Linked DNA regions of Homo sapiens: region 2 is linked to region 1. A link is a loop called in an ENCODE intact Hi-C map of the cell type or tissue named here. Cell type or tissue: ascending aorta. All regions are shown on one strand. Links, peaks and the distances in the headings refer to the core of each region. The heading gives the core; the rest is flanking DNA.

Region 1 (7,996 bases), core at 1,864-6,863:
AAAAGTAAGAAGAGAATGGACTTGGAGTCAGGAGACCTGAATGCATCCCGCCAACTGTCTTCCCAGTTGTGTGACCTTGGGCAAGATACCCTACCTCTCTTCTCTTGGCGGTAGCAACAGGGAGAAGAAGCTCTGAAGAGGTGAGGGACATGGCGCCCTTCAAACCTCTGCAGCTGGTACTTCCCCCTCTTCCCAGCCTTCTCAGATTCTGGCTCCATTTTACCATCTTCCTGTCATGCTTCAAGTGACCCAAAACTTTTATATCAGGTGCCTCTCCCCCTTGCAAAGCTGTTTTGTGTATAAATAGATTTTTGCCCTTCCTCCTCCGGGTGGGCCCCTTTCCTTCCTTCAGTTAACAACTTTCAGGATTCTTGAGTTCCAGGGATTTGGTTTGTGATGAAGTACAAAGAACTGGAAATTCTGGTTCTGCCACACCCTGGCTGTGGGGTTGGACCAGTGTCTAAGTCTTAGTTTCCGCATCTGGAAGATAGAAATGATCATAACTGACTAACTAGCTCCTTCAGAGCCTGGACTCTGGAGCCCAAGCTGCCTCGGTTCAAGTCTCAGCCCAGTCACTTCCCAGATGTGCGACTCAGGGTAAGTGACTTAACTTTACTGCTTCTTAACTTCCTAATTTATAAAAGGGGCACTGTAATATAATCTACCTCATATGCTTATTGTTAATATTCATTGAGTTATTAGTTCATTAGTTAACACCTAAAGTGCTTAGCACCTTGTCTGAGTAAGCACTCCCTATGTGTTGGTTATTATTATCTCATAGGCAGCCTCTCTCTTGTTTTTGTTTTTTGGCAGGGTCTCGCTCTGTTGCCCAGGTTGGAGTGCAGTAGCATGATCTCAGCTCACTGCATCCTTGACCTCCCTGGCTCAAGCGATCCTCCCACCTCAGCCTCCTGAGTAGCTGATTACAAGCATGCACCACCATGCCCGGCTAATTCTTGTATCTTCTGTAGAGACAGGGTTTTGTCATGTTGGGCAGGCTGGTCTTGCACTCCTGAGCTCAAGCCATCCGCCCACCTCGGCATTCCAAAGTGCTGGGATTACAGGTGTGAACCTCTGCACCTGGCCAGGGCAGCCTCTCTTTAGCTACCCACAAACTCATGATGTGTGGATAAGTTTGCTGGGTCTGCTGTAACAAAGTAACTCAAACTGTTCTACTTAAACAGCAGAGATTTATTTCCTCACAGTTCAGGACCTAGAAGTCCAAGATCAAGGTGTCAGCAGGTTTGGTTTCTCCTGAGGCCTCTCTCCTTGGGTTGCAGAAGGCCACCTTCTTGCTGTGTCTTTACGCGGTCTTTCCTCTGTGTGTGCATTTGTCTTCATTTTTCTATGTAGAGTGTCTAAATTTCCTCTTCTTATAGGGTTACCAGTCAGACTGGGCTCACCCAAATGGCATTATTTTAACTTAATCACCTCTTTAAAGACTCTATCTTTAATACAGTCAAACTCTGAGGTAGCCAGGACTAGGGCTTCAACATATTGATTTGGGAGTGGGGGTGGGGACACAGTTCAGCTCATAACAATGTGTACATAGACCCGAACATTATTAGATGTTCCTGTGGGTAAGTCTCTTTCTTAACCTTACTCTTAATGAATGTCAGGATATTTGAGTTCTAGGGATTCCATTTGCAGCATAATAGAATCTGCAATCAGAAAAGCAGGTTTTGAAGTCCAGGTACAAAACCTGGAGAGTTGCAGGAATGAACTTGGATGAACTACATACCCTGCCAGTGTCAATGGTAATTCACACAGAGGCAGCTGTGAGAGGCAACAATGTATGTGAAGGCCCTCTGTGATCTCTCTGCCCCTGGGTTTTTGCCTCTGAACTAAGACAGTACTAGATGGATGGTCTTAACTCTTCATTCCATCTTCAACATTCTATGACTCTGACTCTAAGGGTGGAAATTCAAGTATCAAGGACAAGCTGCCAGTAGCCGAGCACAGTGGTATGTGCCTGTAGTCCCAGATACTAGGGAGGCCAAGAAAGGAGGATCTCTTGAGCTCAGGAGTTCGAGACCAGCCTGAGAAAAATAGACCCTTGTCTCAAATATAAAATAATAATAAAAAAAGAACAAGCTGCTGGGGAAGCAATTTCTGGGCCCGGGGCTTTAATAAACATTGCAGAACTGGCTAGGCGCAGTGACTTACGCCTGTAGTCCCAGCTCTTTGGGAGACTGACGCAGGTGAATTGCTTGAACCCAGGAGCTCGAGACCAGCCTGGGCAACAGGGTGAAATCCCGTCTTTACAAGAAATACAAAAAGTAGCTGGGCATGGTGGTATATGCCTGTAGTCCCAGCTACTTGGGAGGCTGAGGTGGGAGGATCACTTGTGCCCAGGAAGTCAAGGCTGCAGTGAGATGACATTATACCCCTGCACTCCAGCCCTGGGAACAGAGTGAGACCCTCTCTCAAAAAACAAACAACAATAATCACAATAACAACAAAAAACACGGCCGGGCACAGTGGCTCATGCCTGTAATCCCAGCACTTTGGGAGGCTGAAGAGGGCGGATCACCTGAGGTCAGGAGTTGGAGACTAGCCTGACAAACATGGAGAAAACCCGTCTCTACGAAAATACAAAATTAGCCAGGCGTGGTGGTGCACACCTGTAATCCTAGCTACTCGGGAGGCTGAGGCAGGAGAATTGCTTGAACCTGGGAGGCAGAGGTTGCAGTGAGCCGAGATCACGCCATTGCACTCTAGCCTGGGCAACAAAGAGCAAAACTCCATCTCAAAAAAAAAAAAATTATGGAAAAACTGAAGGAAATCATACCATCATAGGGAACCACTCACCTGAATATTCACAAGGCTCAAACTGGAATGTACTAAAGTTCATCATCCATTTCCTGGGCTCTGGCATGTGTGGCTGGACTGCTATGGCAAAAACTCACAGGGAGACAGGCCCACAAACTAGGATTGAACAAAGGAAAGTCCCTGTCCCAACAAATATTACATTCTACTGGATGAACCAGGCCAAAACATACATACACACACACACACACACACACACACACACACACACCATCATACAGTGCTAGGTCATGCTAAGGGTGTAAAGAAAGATAAAGCAGGGTGAGGGTGGCAGTGACTGGGGATTATGCTATGTAAGATGTCCTAGTCAGGGAAGTCCTCCCTGAAGAAGGGGCATTTAGCATCCACCTGGACTATGAGAGCAATGTAGCTGTGGGAATATCCAGAGGAGAACAGGCAGAAAGGCCCTGAGGAGGGGCCGGACATGGCAGGAAACAGCAAGGGGCCCAAGTTCCTAGAGCTGAGCTGGGGGTGAAGAAGCCAGGGGTGGATGAAGTTAGCAGGTCTTGAAGGCCAGAGTCAAGATTCTGGATTTTCATCTAAATGTCATGAAAGTCATTTGAGGATTTTGTGCAGGTGAGTCACCAGCATCTTAAAAGGATCTCTTGACGTGGTTTTGAGAGAAGACTTTAAAGAATCATGGTAATCACAAGGCCGATGGCCAAATATTTCTTGCTCTCTACCTCCTGGGCACATGCTGGCTTCCTGTTTATGCTTCCTGTTGTGCAGCGTGGCCATGAGACTCTGACCAATGAGTTGTGAGCACAGGTCACTGTGTCACTTCCAGGCCAGGCAGCTGGTTGCCAGAATGCGTGCCTCTAGAGCTCCTTTACAGCCACCAATGATGTTCAAGCTGGATGCAGCTCAGAAAGCCTGGGTCTTTGTTTGTGCTGCTATCACAAAACACCCAAGACTGCTGGGTAATTTATAAAGAACAGAAATTTATTGTCTCACAGTTCTGGAGGCAGGGAAGTCCAAGATCAAGGTGCTAGCATTTATTGAGGGCTGCTCTCTGCTTCCAAGGTGGCACCTTGAACACTGTATCCTCCAGAGGGGAGGAACGCTGTGTCCTCACATGGCAGAATGCAGTAGGGCAAAGAGGATGAACTCCCTCTGCCATGCCCTTTTATAGCAGCATTAATCCATTCATGAGAATAGAGCCCTCATGACCTAAACACCTCTGCAAAGGCACTACTTCCCAACACTGTTGCATTGGGAATTAAATTTCCAACGCATGAATTGTGGGGGACACATTCAGGCCACCACAGCCTAGGTCCAAAGAGTGAGGAGAGACAGGGTGGAGGTGTTGACCTGCAGACAAGTGGCTTTAGCAAGAAATCCCTTTAATCACTTTGTTGGGATAAATCACGAAGATTTGGGAGGGTTACCATAGCATAACCAAGCATATCCTGACAGTACAGAGTGCAAGAAGAGAAGACTAGAAGTCCTCCTCTTTTCAGTTAGGAGGCTGAGAAGTAATTCTTTGTTGGACTGGAGCGACAGCAATAGAGATAATGGGAAGTGGTCAGATTCAGGATATATACTGAAGGTCAAGTGCAAAGGCTGGACTGATGTAGGGTATAAGAAAAAGAGAGAAGTCAAGGATAACTCCAAGGATTATGGCTTGAGTAACTGGATAAATTACTGAAAAGAAGAATACTCTGGAAAGGACAGGATTATTCACAGTGCCAGGCAGACAGCAAAGCTACACGATGCTAGGTCTTATGGTTATTACTTTAAGAGGGGAAGGAATATGGAGTGTAGATGCTTAGGGAACTTTTCAATCCAGAGTTATTGAGATGTAACTTATATACAGTAAAATTTACTTACCTTTTTTCAGAGACAGGTTCTTGTTCTGTCTCTCAGGTTGGAGAGCAGTGGCATGACCATAGCTCACTGCAGCCTCAAATTTCTAGGTTCAAGCAATCTTCCTGCCTCAGCCTCCTGAGTAGCAAAATTTACTCGTTTTGATGTACAGGTCTGAGTTTTGACAAATGCATTCTATCTTCTAAGTACCTCCATAGTCAAGATGTAGATAACTTCCACCCTCCCCCTGCATTCTTTTTTGCTGCCACTCCTTTGTAGTCAAATGCTCCCTCCACCCCTAATCCTTGGCAACCACTGATCTGTTCTGTATCCCTCTAATTTTGCCTTTTCCAGAAAGTTACGTAAATGGAACCACACAGTATGTGACCTTTTGAGACTGTGTTCTTTCACTTAGGATAATGTATTTGAGATTCATCCACATTGCATAGATCAGTAGTGTGTTCCTTTTAATTGATGAGTAGTATTCCATGGTATGGATGTGCCACAATTTGTTTATTTTCTCGCCAGTTAAAGGGCATTTGGGTTGTTTCCAAGTTTTGGTGATTATGAATAAAGCTGCTATAAATATCTGAGCACAGGTTTTTATGTGAACATATGTCTTCATTTTTTTTGGTAAATCCCTAGGAGTGGGACTGCTGGCTCATATGGTAAGTGTATGTTTAACTTTATAAGAAACTGCCAAACTGTTTTTCCAGAGGAACTGTACCATATTGCACTCCCACTGGCAATGTGTGAGGGTCACTCCACATCCTCTCCAGCACTTGGGATTGTCAGGTGGTTTTTTTTGTTTGTTTTTTTGTCTTTTTTGCCATTCTGATGTGCAGTGGTGTCTCTTTGTGGTTTCAATTTGCATTTCCCTAATGAATAATGATGTCGAGCATCTTTTCATGTACCTATTGTGCATTCGTGTATCTTTTGGTGGAGTGTCCACTCACATCTCTTGTTCATGTTTTCATTAGGTGGCTTGTCTTCTTATTGCACGGTAAAAGTTCTTCATATATTCTGGATATAAGTCTTTTATCAGATATGTGCTTTGCAAATATTTTCTGTCTTTGATTTGTCCCTTCATATTCTTAACAGTGTCTTTCAGAGAGAAGTTTTTAACTTTGATGGTGTAGAAGCTATCAACTTTTTCTTTTATGGATCGTGCTTTTCGTTTAATATCTAGGAAACCTTTGCCTACCCAAGGCCACAAAGATTTTCTCCTATATTTTCTTCTGGAAGTTTTATAGGTTTAGGTTTCACATGTTGGTCTATGATACAGTTTGAGTTAATTTTTGTCGAGGGTGTGACGTATAAGCCAGGACAATTTTGACTTGTGATATTTCCTACTATGGAAGAGGCAGATCAATGAAACTTCACATCTCTGATAAGCACGTGCACAGATGACACTGTAAAATGTCACCAGGTTGCAAAATCTGGTGAAGGTTCAACGCAGATGGTCAGGGAAGTTCCATCTCGCTCTGACTCCAGGGGAGCTTCTTTAGAAGTTAATCTTATCTTCAGCATTAGTCTCCAGATGTACCCAGTGATACCAGCACAAGCCTCAGGCTTTAAGTGAGATGAGCTGGGTTCTCCCTAGTTCCTAAGACCCTCCAGCTCCAGGTAGGTAGCTGCTCCAAGCAACAGTTTTCTCTTTTAAGCCACTGAAGGAATATTATGTGCAAAGCAGGGCATTAATTCCTAGCTATTAGGATTGACATTTTAACCTTTCTGGCTTCACTCCTTCTTGGGTGGCTTTTTCAGTCACCTCGTGATACAGTTTTCTCCTTCCTCTTCCCCTCAATCACACATAACTCGGAAAGCTTCATTAAGATCATCTAGGTCTTGGTGCCCTTAAAACTACACGGATAAAATCAGCGAGGGCAGAGAATTGAGAAATCAACACCGAATTGCCCACTGGTGATCTGGTCAATTGAGGACATTTTAGGAAAGGCAACTGCCACGTACTATTGCCATCATTCCATTAAAGAAGGGACGCTTAAATTACCCAAACCTCTGAAAAAAGAAAAAAAGTGAAAGAACATCATCTCAGAATAAAAAATAGTCTTTCCCAAGAATCAACCATTGGTAATTTATCTGGTCATAGGAAAGTACTCATACATTTACCCTTTATTTTTCTCATTGCACTGCAGATTGTTGAAAATGTCACCCCCGATCAGGGTGTGGGACTCAGACCATAAGAAGGTGTATCATGGGTGGGGCAGGGGTAAGCACTGAGGTGTTTGGAGCAAACCTTTTTTCTCTCACTTGTTTATAATACCTTCATTGGGGATTCCTAAGGTTCAAAGTCCTAGGCTTAGTGAGTATTCAGGTTTCCGTCTAGGGAGTAGCACTTGCAAATTTAACGGCAGGAGGAAGCCTGAGTTGATAACTTTCCAGCCCTTCCCATTGGCAAGCCTCAGTGGCTTTCACTTCTTTCTTGAGCTGAAGAAAGGAGGGAAGCCCACCCAAGCTGCCCTTCATGGTCTGAATCTGGGCCACTTTAAAGGTCCTTCCACTACCTCCCCTCCTCCAAGGAGTCTGCTTCTCCCAGCATCTAATTCTTTAAGGCAGACACTGACAGTCCCAGGTAGACATATTCTTGTAAACTCATCAGTGGCTTCCATCGCATTCAGGATAAAGACCTCACTCCCAACTCACTCCCTACCCTGCCATATGGATCTATCCAGCCACCTGCCTCTCCAGCCTCATTTCTCCTCTCTGGCGGGACTCTGGCCACAGCTGCTTGCCTTTAGCTCCTCCAAAGCACCAGACACCTGACTGCTTTTGCCTTTTTTTCTTGTGGGCAACTTAACTTTTTCAGGGGAGTTCCCGGCTCCACCGGCTACATCAACAACCTCCCTCTCTTAGCACCCTCTCACCTCTCATCTCGTATTTTGTCTTTGTAGCAATTGTCACAATTGTAATTACTTGTATAATGTCTGGCTCCTCAACTAGGAGGTAAACTCCAAAAGATTAGGAATGAAGTCTATTTTGTTTATCTGATCTTCCATTCCCTGGCATGAGCATGATAGCTAGTTGCTACTCAATATATTGTTAAATGAAAGAGATTTTTTTTTCAACGAATGTACACTAGTCAGTGTTCTAGGCACTTGATATATACTAGGTGGGATGGTGGGGGGAACACAGCAGAAAAATAAAATCCCTGCCATCATGAAGCATATATTCTACTGGGGCAAGGATCTGCTTAAACAAGATAACTGAACTGTGGGGTACATTAGAGAAAAAGTCTCCTCATTATAAGAGCCAAATGTAGGGTATGCTAAGGAGAGAAAAGTAGAGCAGGACAGAGGGACATGGGACATCAGGTTGTGGGTTGGTGTATGAAATTTTTAGA
Region 2 (6,498 bases), core at 1,499-6,498, 410 kb after region 1:
TACTATCTGAGGTAGGTAATGATCCTAAATAGACCTTGGATTTTTAAACCGCTTTACGGTTTACAAAGCCCTTACATCTCCATTATTATATAATATAACCCTCACCATAACTCATTGAGCCCTATAGGGCAAGAATTATTAAAACATAGTGCTTAGCACAGTACGTAAACAGTACCCACGAGTAACAGTAGCATCTTTCACCTTTTACAAATGAGGAAACTGAGTCTCTGTTTAAGTGACTTGCCAGAGACCCCCAGCAAGTGAAGAGCCGTATCTTGTGAACATGTTCTCTCCTGCTTTGGCAACCGCATCCTCTCTAGTTGTCCACACTCTCTTGGGTAATGCTGGATGGCACAATAGCTAGGACCACCTTCACTCTGATACTCAGAATCTCTACTGTGACTTCAGGGTAGTGGGCATCTGCTAATCTCACCTTTGTAGCCGGCATTTATGTTAAGAGGCTCTTGCTGAAGGCTTCTGTCCTACCTTGGCTAGACTACATTTCTCATTCCCCTATACTTGACTAGGGATGTGCTATCGTTTTTCTGGTTGATAATCTACTAACATTTCTTAGAGTCGATGTTCTAAGAGACACAGTTTAAAAAACACACCTAGTACAATCCTACTTTTAAAAACATATATATATTTAAAAATATATATTATATTTATATTTTAAAATATATATTATATTTATATTTAAATATAAAATAAGTTATGTTGTTATATATAATTATTATATAATATAGCTTATATATAATAATAATATATATTATATGTAACTATATATTATAGTTATATATAATATAACTATATATTATAGTTATATTATATATAACTATATTATAGTTATATTATATATAACTATATTATAGTTATATTATAATATAACTATATAGTTATATTAAATATAACTATATATTATAGTTATATTATATTATAGTTATATATAACTATATATTATAGTTATATTATATTATAGTTATATTATATATAACTATATATTATAGTTATATTATATATAACTATATATTATAGTTATATTATATATAACTATATATTATAGTTATATTATATATAACTATATATTATAGTTATATTATATATAACTATTATATATAGTTATATATTATATATAACTATTATATTTAGTTATATTATATATAACTATTATATTTAGTTATATTATATATAACTATTATATTTAGTTATATTATATATAACTATTATATTTAGTTATATTATATATAACTATTATATTTAGTTATATTATATATAACTATTATATTTAGTTATATTATATATAACTATTATATTTGGTTATATTATATATAACTATTATATTTGGTTATATTATATATAACTATTATATTTGGTTATATTATATATAACTATTATATTTGGTTATATTATATATAACTATAATATATAGTTATATTATATATAACTATAATATATAGTTATATAATATATAACTATATATAGCTATATTATATAATAATTATTATATAATATAAATTATTATATGTAATTATATATTACTGTTATATATAATAATGTTCTCTTCCCATTGGCTAGGCACATGTCTCTGCATGTGCCTAGCCAATGGGAAGAGAGCAGGTGGTCTGCCCCCTGGACCCTCCCCTCTAGTTTGTCCACATTCTCTTCCCCCAACTCCCTGCATGTAGCTCACCCTGGGGCTCTTTCTCTTTCTACACCCAGTGGCAAGCACGGAACGTTCCACCAGCATGTCCCTGCATCCTCTCTCTTCTTTAGAGCCTGCTGGGTGATTTTCTCTGGAATGCACAGAGCTTTCAAAAAAGTGTTTATTCCCTACTTTAAGCCCAGCACGGAAATCAGAAACAGGATGTCAAAAAGTACAAAGAGCTTAGGTTGCAATTCTGCTGGAATGCAAACCCAGGAAACTTCCTTTCTTTCTGGAGAAGTCATAATGGGATGGCTGGAAATTAACTTGGACTTTTCTGGGGCATGGGAAAGAGGAGACAGAAGCACACATATGGCTCATTGGGACCGCTCTGCCAGGAAAGCTGCTGCTGTGCTGAATGATGACATGTGGACTTGGGCCATTCCTGTGGTATTGGGCCACAAATTCTGGGAGGCCACAGATATGAGGAGGAAAGAGAGGAGGTTTGGCGATTTTATGGTCCACATTTCCCATGTTTAAGATGAATAGGTCCAATCACACTGGGACAGTGGTTCTCACCTACGGGTAATTTTGTCCCCCACTCGTGATGTTTTTAGTTGTCATAACTAGGGGGCAAGGAGAAGGCTACTGGCACCTAACGGGTAGAGGCCAGGATGCTGCGCCACATCCTACAATCCCTGAGACATACTACCCAGGCAAATGCCAGTCATGCCAAGGTTGAGATCACCTACTCTCAGACATCTTGAACTTTCCTACTGAATTAACCCTATCAGCAGAGAGCAGTGGGAAGAGAAAACATACACTTTCAGTGTTTTGAGGTTGTAAAGATGATATTACTTCAAGGTGTTTTATCTGAAAACCTCAAAATATCACATTATACCCCAATCCACAACTCATTCATTTGTTCATTCATTCATTTAACTAATAGTTACTGAGCATCTATTATGTGCAATGCCTGTACTGGGCTCTTCTTTTGCTTTGCTATAGTAAGTCCCCCTTATTATTCAGGTGTTGGTGGAAACATCACACCCTCAGAGAACCTTCTCTGGGACCATCCCATCCACAGCAGCCACTACTGACTTGTCACTATCAGTCTCTTGAGCAATTTCAGCTTAGTACTTGCACAATTCATGATTTTTTTAGTTAACTATCTGTCTCCTTTATGGTCTGCAGTTTCTATGAAGAGAGAGGCCAGGCTTGTCTATTTTTAGACACAGTCCCCAGCTCTGGGCTAAGTCCTTTTAAATGCATGATCTTTCCATGATCCCCATTTTATAGGTAAGAAAACTGAGGCACAGTTTATTCATTTATTTGCCAAATGAATGGATAAATAGCACCCCCCGCCCCCGCCTCAGAAGATGTGCTGTATTCATGCTGTACCTTATCTGTAGCTTATATACTGGCCAGTTTCATGTTCCTGGGGGTCATGACCTAATTTGAGAGGTTTGGGGAAATGAGCAGTCTACTTGGGACCTAACGCAGGCCTGCAACTTCCTCCTGAGGCAAGCTGTTTGATCTTGGGTAAGTCAAATCCTCATTCTGAGCCTCATGCACTTGTGTGCCAAAAATACACATATTTTCTAAAAGGTAGGATTGTACTAGGTCTGTTTTTTAAACTATGTCCCTTAGAACATTGATTCTAAGAACTGTTACTAGATTTTCAAGCAGAAAAATAATGACACGTCCCTGGTCAAGTACTTGTGGGAAATGTTTTAAATAATGATAGATTTTCTTTAATGCAGGACTTGTCAGAGCCTTCATATGCTACCACACAATGTGAATGCCCAGGAGGAAACATGTCTTTTTCATTGTTTTCCAAACATATCTGCTCAAGGAAATTCATTTATGTGAAGCACATTGAAGGATCTGAATTGCACGCATACCTTGGGCAATGCTACGTGGCACAATAGCTAGTACCGCCTTCACTCTGATACTCAGAATCTCTACTGTGACTTCAGGGTAGTGGGTATCTGCTATTCTCAGCTCTGCATCTGCCATTTGTGTTAAGAGACTCTTGCTGAAGTCTCCTCTTCTGCCTGGGCTCAACCACATTTCTCATCCCCCTATCCCTGGGAGAGAGACATGTGCCTAGCCAATGGGAGAAGAGCAGGTGGCCTGCCCCCTGGAACCTCCCCTCTAGGTTGTCCACATTCTCCTCTCCCAACTCTCAGCAAGATGCTAGGATCCAGTGAGGCATTCCAAAGCCCTGGGAACAGTGAGTCACAGATGGAAAGAATCTAGACCTCTGAAAGCTGCCCTACCCCCTGATTGGACTGAGACGGGAGCGAGAAGTAAGCCCGCTCTTGCATGAAGCTGCTGAGATCCAGGACTCATTCATGATGGCAGTTAGCCCAGGCTGACCACTGGGGCTTATTCAAGGAAAACAGAGTCCCACTCAGCCCCTACCACAACCCTGTTAAACATGAATGGGAGGATGAATAGGTGACTTCTTTTTTTTTTCCTCACCTCATGTCTCAGACCACAAGGCCACTGCTCACATGAACAGGTGCCTTCCATTTCCCAGTGTCGGTAACCAGAGGCAATGAAAGACACCTGAGGAAGACATAACACTGTCCCCAAGGCAGCAGAGCCTTTAATAATGATAACTGATGCTCACAGAGCCACTCTCCTACCTTTCTTCAAAAAGAAAAGGTATCAAAAGAGAAGGAAGAAAAAAATCCCAGTAATCTGTGCCCTGTGGTCAAGCACTGTCCAAGCTTTGGATGGCCATTGTCAGTTTCCCTGGGATGGAGTCTCTCTTGATACTTGTCAAGACACTGGCACATCCCACCTGCCAGTAGTTAAGATGCTGACAGCTCTTGCTGACCAGGTGTGGGAGCAGTGAACTGTGCAGGACCAGGTCTCTACTAGCCACCTGGTATTGGGTTGCTGTGTACCTGGGGCTGCTGGGCACTGCTGAGATCATGGAGCATCCCTGCTTGGGGCCAGCAACCTCTGTGCCCAGCCACAGGGAGAGGCAAGTCCTTGCTGCCTCTCCCAGCAGCCTGCATGTCTTGGATTTGGCACTGAGGACACTTCGGGAGGAGGAGGCAGACCAGGACAGGCTGAGTTCAGCTCCATCTGTCTCCGGCTTCTGTTTGGCATCTTGGCTGTGCTGTAGGAGCCCTCTGCAGTTCCGTGCCTCTCTCAGCAGCTGCTCAATAGGAGACAGGAAAATTGCTCTCCCTTCAGTGTACTAGTCTAGTTAGGAGGCATCCCCAGGAATCCATAGGAGGGAAGGAGTCCAGGATGGCCAAGACCAAAAGACAAAAACACACCTAAGCCCAGCCAAACCTGGCAGGCATTTGAATTTCCAAACTGAGTCTTGTCTTTCTTTCTTTTCCACTCAGCATGGCTGCTCCAAGCTGAGATATTAGCCCAGATAAACTCAACATGAAAATCATAATCCGGCAAGTCATGGCCATTCTTGTCAATTCTCTTAAAGGTTAATCTGCTTTTCTCCTTATTAATGAAGGGCCTCGGAAATGCAGCCGGGCCTCTCCCGTGTTTTGGTAGATTTGGGCTAATAGGTTATTTTATTTCCATGGTAACAGCTTCCAGTGTTACAGGAAGATAATTTTCCAGACAAAAGATTTGTGGGTCTTATTATTCTGCAGGGATCTGACTGTGAAGGCTGGGAAAGTGGGTTCACAGGCTACCCAGGATTGCAAGTTCCACCCATTCTGGGGCACCTGTTTGCCTCTGGCTTCTGGGTCTTGAAGCTTGTTAGGTGCCATGTATTGTAGGAAATTGGCAGGAACTGAATAGGAAACTGGCAGGGACTGAATAAAGACATCCTTTGAAAGACAATACCCTAAATTCATTCTCATATCAGGCAATGAGGTTGGAATGAGAAGTGGCTTGTATTATAGAAATCGCTGGCACAACAGGGGTCTCTGCCCTATGGGGTGAGCTGGGAGCTGTCCTTATAGTGAGGGGCACCCTACAAGGTGCCTCTAAGCAGAGCCATCACCCCCTACACCTCTCAGTCTCAGGGTAGACTGGCAGCATTCTCGCCTCCCAGGCATTCAGCACCCAGTTCAGCAACTGCCAGGTACCAGGCTAGTCAGAGGAAGACAAAAGATGAACAAATTGGCATGCCCCCTCCTCTAAAGGAGCTTAGAGTTTACTGGTGTGTTAGGGGATGGGTGGGTTAAAATAAAATAGGGGAAAGAAAACAGGCAATGGCCATACTTTGTGATATGTGTTACAATTGGAACATCCTGGGTCCAGGGAGCATAGGGAGGTCAGGAAAGACACACAGAGAAAGAGCTCTTTGAGGGAGACTTTGAGAGCAGTGTAGAAGCAAAAGCTTTTCAAGCATTGACTAAATGATTTGTATGAACAAAGCACTACTCTAGGTCCTGGGGATCCAAACATAGATAAAGCCAGACAGAGTCTCTATATACACCATGGGAGGGTAAAGAGACAATAATCAATACTGCAATTTAAGGTTGCAACTGAGAGTAGTGCCCCCCACAAGGGGGAAGTTCTTAATGCAAAGAGATGCAATGAGATGGAAACTGACCAAGACAGGACTCTCCCATATGGTTGGGCAGGCTGTACACTGCACAACTCTAGGGGGAGCCAGTCACATCATAGACATTATAAATTTGAATATTTATTATGACAGTTTTCTGGAATGTGGCATCCCAAATGTCTTAAGAAAGGGGTGCCATTCCTTAAATTGAACAAAATTAATTCTATGGCCTAGTGGAGCTCCTGCCAGGAAGAAAAGGAAAGTCTTCCCCCCGTAAGGGACAAGCTCTAGGATCTGAAGAGTGGGTAGGAGCTCAGAGGGTAAAGAGACAGAAAAAAGGATGTCCTGGATGCAG

Evidence for each region. Peaks named below come from ENCODE experiments on the same cell type or tissue, not always from the same donor. Only the 100,000 strongest peaks of a DNase experiment are listed, where the experiment ranks them.
Region 2: a loop joins it to region 1, with 1.8 times the contacts of the local background. A loop is called at or near these places in 4 of 110 quality-filtered maps.

Annotation. Positions count from the first base shown.
Region 1 is chr3:72,451,009-72,459,004 of GRCh38, reverse strand. LOC105377160 (a long non-coding RNA gene) reads right to left here and starts at 384. Exons shown (of 3, transcript XR_940961.3): 1 at 95-384. In ascending aorta, for the core only: no CTCF peak of the experiment used is centred there; no DNase peak of the experiment used is centred there.
Region 2 is chr3:72,039,988-72,046,485 of GRCh38, reverse strand. The region is part of intron 6 of LINC00877 (long intergenic non-protein coding RNA 877); the gene reads left to right. Among named protein-coding and RNA genes, the nearest start is that of LINC00877, 57 kb to the left of the region's middle. In ascending aorta, for the core only: no CTCF peak of the experiment used is centred there; a DNase peak (open chromatin) is centred at 3,865.